Regions from separate parts of the Homo sapiens genome. Here region 1 is linked to region 2. A link is an interaction called in ENCODE POLR2A ChIA-PET data of the cell type or tissue named here. Cell type or tissue: PC-9. All regions are shown on one strand. Each heading gives the region's core, and the rest is flanking DNA. Links, peaks and the distances in the headings are about the cores only.

Region 1 (2,917 bases), core at 97-2,596, 110 kb before region 2:
TTTAATATCTTAGACATCTAAAAGGTTACCTAGGTGCTATACACAGTCATTTAAAAGGAACACAGGGCCAGATGCGGTGGCTCCTGCCTGTAATCCTAGCACTCTGGGAGGCCAAGGCAGGTGGATCACTTGAGCCCAGGAGTTCAAGACCAGCAACATGGTGAAACCTTGCCTCTACAGAAAAATACAGAAAAAGCCGGGTATGGTGGCACATGCCTGTGGTCCCAGTTACTTGGGAGGCTGAAGTAGAAGGACACCTGAGCCCAAGAGTTTGAGGCTGTAGTGAGCCAAGATCACACCACTGCACCCACCAGCCTGAGTGACAGAGTGAGACCCTGTTATTCATTCATTCATTCACAAATAAAATAAAATAAGCATAGGCTGGGCATGGTGGCTCACGCCTATAATCCCAGCACTTTTGGAGGCCAAGATGGGAGGAGCACTGGAGCCCAGGAGTTCAAGATCAGCCTGGGCAATGTAGGGAAACCCCTTCTCTATAAATAAATAAATAAATAAATAAATAAATAAAAATTTAAAAATTAGCCAGGAATGGTAGCAGGCACCTGTAGTTCCAGCTACTCGGGAAAGTGAGGTGGGAGATCACAAGCCTGGAGTCTGAGGCTGCAGAGAGCCTGGGCAACACAGTGAGACCCCATCCCAAAAAGTAAAGACATTTTTAAAAATAAAAGAAACACAGGAAGGTGAAAACTAAATCCCAGCAAGATAATGACACACCACATAGTAAGTGTCTCAGCTTAAGTCATGAATTAAATCTTTATCTAAACTGAATTTTCTTTCTCCACCCTGCTTACCTCTTATCCAAAATTATCTCCCCCATATCACATATCATCCTCGGCCTCAGGAAGAAATGTAGGGGGAACATGACAACTATGTATAAACATTTGATAAGCTTTGGAAAGGACAGCAGACTCACTCTATGTAAATGGGGAGGACAAACAAGAACCAGCTGTCAGTGACAAAGAGCCCAATTTCAGTTCAATCTGAACAGGCCTATGCTGCCCCTCCCATGACCTGATCCACTCCTACACATTCTTCAAAACCCATCCTCTCTTCCCTCTGGTAAGTTTTCTCTAGTGTGCCCTGGGTATCCCTCACAGTGAGCCTGAGTACTGCTGTTTCTCATCATTACTGGTCACACCACAGTAAGCGTCCCCTGCCGGTCTCTCACACTCAAATTGAGTTCCCCGAAGGCAAGAACTTAAGGCTTTTTTTTTTTGAGACGGAGTCTCGCTCTGTTGCCAGGCTGGAGTGCACTGGTGCGATCTCGGCTCACTGCAACCTCTACCTCCCGGGCTCAAGTGATTCTCATGCCTCAGCCTCCTGAGTAGCTGGGACTACAGGCTCGCGCCACCACACCACCACACTCGGGGTGTGTGTGTGTGTGTGTGCATTTTTTCTTTTTTTTTTTAGAAGAGACCGGTTTTCACCATGTTGGCCAGGCTGGTCTCGAACTCCTGACCTCAAGATCCGCTAGCCTCAGCCTCCCAAAGTGCTGGGATTACAGGCGTGAGCCACCGCACCTGGTCCTGAACTTAAGGCTTTTTTACTCATCTCTATAAAACCTCCAAACTTACTAGCGACTGGCACAAGCAGGGCTTTACCAGATCTTTGTGAAAAAAAAGGAAAGAAGGCAGGGAGAGGCAAATCTAAAATTAGGGACAATATTCTGCACTAAATAATGGTTAGGACCTCTCCCATAATGTAATGTTCTCAAATTCTTTTCTTCACAAGTAATCTTAAGCAGAAATCTAATACGCAAAACAGACAAAAATGGAGCTGCTAGTTATTCTATTAAGTTTCATATTTATTAATAAGTAATACAAAATTAAAAGACCAAATGTGGCTGGGCGAGGTGGCTCATGCCTGTAATCTCAGCACTTTGGGAGGCCAGGGTGGGTGGATCACTTCAGCCCAGGAGTTCAAGACCAGCCGGCCAACACAGCAAGGCCCCGTCTCTATAAAAAATTTAAAAATTAGCTGGGCATGGTGACACTCGCCTATAATCCCAGGTACTCAGGGCAGGCTAAGGTGGGAGGATTGCCTGAGCCCAGGAGTTTGAGGCTGCAGCGAGCCATGACTGCACCACTGCACTCCAGCATGGACAGTAGAGACCCGTTTCTAAAGAAACGCAATAAAATCAGAAAAGAGCAAATATGACATCAGGTAGATCTGTGTGGACTAACGGGACGGAGGGGACAGATGTTTAGAATATACTGGTAAGTGAGAAACTGAAGACTGTTGTGCACAGTATAAGTTTCCACTTTTAATAAATCCAACAAATCTTTGTATATACATAAAAAGGACACCAAACTATTAAAAAAGTGACATCCTTGGGCAGTGAAACTAGGGTGGGAGTTATATATTTTACTTACCTCTCATTTTATTTACTTACAATAATAAAGCATGCTACATTTAAAAATAAAAAGTGAGGAAACTGGGTATCTAATATGAAAAAAATGAAGCTGAAGCCTTACCTTCTACCACTGACAAAAATTAACTCAAATGATCAAAGACCTAAATGTAAAAGTTAAACTATAAAATATCTAGAAAAATACAAGAGAAAGAAACGTTCATGACACTGAATCTGGCAATGATTTCTTGGACATGACACCAAAAGTGGAGGCAACAATGGAAAAAAATAGGTTAAGTTAGACTCCATGCAAATGAAATGCTTGTATGCAAAGGACACTATCAACAGAATGAAAAGGCTACCCATGGAACTGGAGAATATATTTGCAAATCATGCATCTGAAAAAGGGTTATTATCAAGGACATATAAAGAACTCCTACAACTCAACAACAAAAAATCCAATTGAAAAATGGGCAAAGGACTTGAATATATATTTCTCCAAATAAGGTAGACAAATGGACAATAAGCACATGAAAAGATGCTCAA
Region 2 (2,917 bases), core at 114-2,613:
AATGATTTCTGCTGCCAATGCAACTGCGTGGTGGATGCACAAGTGGTGGTCAAAGTGAGCTCATTTGCTGTTGGGCAATCAGTATACAGGTTCGTCTTATTAGTCAACAAATTGAAATAGTGGCTACTGTGTGCTCACTTGCATGGGTGCAACAGAAAGAGATACAAGACGAATTTCTAACACTATAAACTCCCTGCCCTCAAAGAGCTTATTTTCTGGATGGCAAGGTCAGAGGCTGTATGGGGTCACACTAGGAACCAGCTCGAGCTCTGTACTCAGACCCAGAGTTGAATTCCTGCTTGCCACTTAACTTCCACAAACCTTGGTTTTTCCAATGGGGATAATAATTGCTACTTCACAAGAGCTGCTATGAAGTGAAAGTGAAAGAGTATGTATCACGGGAGGCTATCGTTAATGCTTTCAATATATCATGTTACTGATTTTTTCTAAGAGACAGGGTCTCACCGTGTTGTCCAGGCTGTGATCATAGCTCATTGCAGCTTTGAACTCCTGGGCTCAAGCAATCCTCCCACTGCAGCCTCCAGAGAGGCTGGGACTACAAATGTCCATCACCATGCCCCAATTTGTGCGTGTGTTTGTGTATAGACAGGGGTTTCAGTATGTTGCTCGGGCTGGTCTTGAACTCCTGGCTCCAAGTAATGCCCCTGCCTCGGCCTCCCAAAGTGTCAGGATTACTGGTGTGAGCTACCACTCCCAGTACCTGTTATTTAATTAATGAATTTTAAGTTCCAGGGTCCATGTGCAGGATGTGCAGGTTTGTTACATAGGTAAATGTGTGCCATGGTGATTTGCTGCACCTATCAACCCATCACCTAGGTATTAAGCCCAGCATGCATTAGCTATTCTTCCTGATGCTCTCCCTCCCCCAACAGGCCTCAGTGTGTGTTGCCTCCTCTCTGTGTCTATGTGTTCTCATTGTTCAGCTCCCACTTATAAGTGAGAACATGCAGTGTTTGGTTTTCTGTTCTTGGGTTAGTTTGCTAAGGATAATGACCTCCAGCTCCATTCATGTCCCTGCAAAGGACATGGTCTTGTTCTTTTTGTGACTGCATAGTATTCCATGGTGTATATGTACCACATTTTCTTTATCCAGTCTATCATTGATGGGCATTTGGGTTGATTCCATGTCTTTGCTATTCTGAATACTGCTGCAATGAACATTACATAAGAATTGCACATTCATTGTAGATAACACAGTAACAAAACTTTTTGTGCCTTTCCCAAGCTGTCAGTCTCTGAAATGTGACTTTACTGGAGTAGCTATAATTGTGAAAACATGTCCATATGCAAGACACTATCCAGGGCTTCAAGTTATCACAGATAAGCAAATTAAAGAGTTGGTTTTCCTCATGCGCCCGAGTGTTGGATGCAGGTGGTGGAAGACCCACTTGCAACCAAACCCCAGGAAAGTAGCCAGGAGGAGGGTGGACTGCACTGAGGAAGGAAGACTCCCTGGGAAGTGGCAGGCCACTGTTGAGATGGCACCACCATCTTAATCTGTGTATTGCATGGTTTAAACGACTGCAAGCCCCAGCCTGGGCAACACAGTAAGACCCCCATCTCTACACAAAACAGACAGGTGTGATGGCATGCGCCTGTGATCCTAGCTACTTGGGAGGCTGGGGTGAGAAGATCACTTGAGCCCAGGAAGTCGAGGCTGCAGTGAGCCATGATGGCACCACCACACTCCAGTCTGGATGAAGGAGTGAGACCCCAACTCTAAAACAAACAAAACACCAAAATAGGCTATACACCGCCATTTAAAATATTTCCCCAAATTTTTTTTTTGAAAAATTTCACACCCACAGATGTTGAAATTATAATATTAAGATACAATTACTGCCTTCACATGCAGGATTTTTGATTAAAAAAAAGAAAAACCTTGGTGGCCTCTGCTCTATGTTAATATCCAGACACCTTCTCTGTGGTTACAAGAGAAGCTTGAGTGAGGGCACTTTCTGTCCTCAGAAGTCTGTGGAATGACTTTTTGGTAGTGTTTTCTCGTCTCACTGAAACACAACATGGCAAGGTGGGTAGCACAGGATTCATTCTTATTTTGCAGCTGAGGAAACAAGCTCAGAGAGGTCAACGGACCTACTATCTGCTCTCCAGCTGGAACTGGAACTGAAGACATCTGACTTCAGTAACTCAACATTCTACTGCCACTTCCTGTCCTGGATACACAACGGGAGTAATGCCAGAGCTGCTTCTAAGAACAGGTGCGCAAAGGAAGTGTTTTAGTCTCATTCTTCTGACAATTGCCAAGGAAATACTCCTCAGGCCTTGTGTGCACAGCATTGCCAAAAGTCTGTGGTTAGGAACATACAAAACCACAATGGAGACTGGGAGTGGGAAGATGCGCGGAGAAGATACTGGGAGGTCTGTGGCTTGCCCCTGGCTTGAGTTTCACATTGAGTGCTTACACTGTCCCAGGTACTGTGCCTGGACCACAGAGCTGACAGTGGGATGGTCCAGGAGTCTGCCCGGTGGTGCTCTCATTCCAGTGGGTTCAACAGTGAGCCAGAAGCTGCCAATAAGAGAGTAGTGGACTGCATCGGGCCGACCTTAGTGTTTTGTTTGGTCCAGATAGTGTTTAGTTATTTAAGTTGCTCACTTCTAGCTTCTGTGAAGCAATTTCTGCTGGATTCCTGAATAAGTAGCAGCCACCCCCCATCCTGCAGGCAGGACACAAGCCCGCCCTCCAGCTCACTTCTGTCCCCACCTTCTACTGCCTTACACCCAGGTAACTGACCCTTCACACATTTACGGTGCCCATCTGACATTCATAGCATTTAGAGGGGGGACGAAGCCAGGTTACACAGGACCTTGCAGGCCATGGTAAGAATTTTGGATTAAGTGTTTTTAGCTAGGCACGATGGCTCACACCTGTAATCCC

Evidence for each region. ChIA-PET counts read pairs that join two places held together with the same protein. Peaks named below come from ENCODE experiments on the same cell type or tissue, not always from the same donor. Only the 100,000 strongest peaks of a DNase experiment are listed, where the experiment ranks them.
Region 1: POLR2A ChIA-PET joins it to region 2 with 7 read pairs; 2 of 35 experiments call an interaction of 5 or more read pairs at or near these places.

What each region holds. Positions count from the first base shown.
Region 1 is chr7:73,453,638-73,456,554 of GRCh38, forward strand. All of the region lies in intron 13 of BAZ1B (bromodomain adjacent to zinc finger domain 1B), which reads right to left. Among named protein-coding and RNA genes, the nearest start is that of FZD9, 21 kb to the left of the region's middle. In PC-9, for the core only: no CTCF peak of the experiment used is centred there; no DNase peak of the experiment used is centred there; H3K27ac peaks cover 298 bases.
Region 2 is chr7:73,565,757-73,568,673 of GRCh38, forward strand. TBL2 (transducin beta like 2) reads right to left here. Exons shown (of 7, transcript NM_012453.4): 7 at 1,781-2,917. Among named protein-coding and RNA genes, the nearest start is that of BCL7B, 9.5 kb to the left of the region's middle. In PC-9, for the core only: no CTCF peak of the experiment used is centred there; no DNase peak of the experiment used is centred there.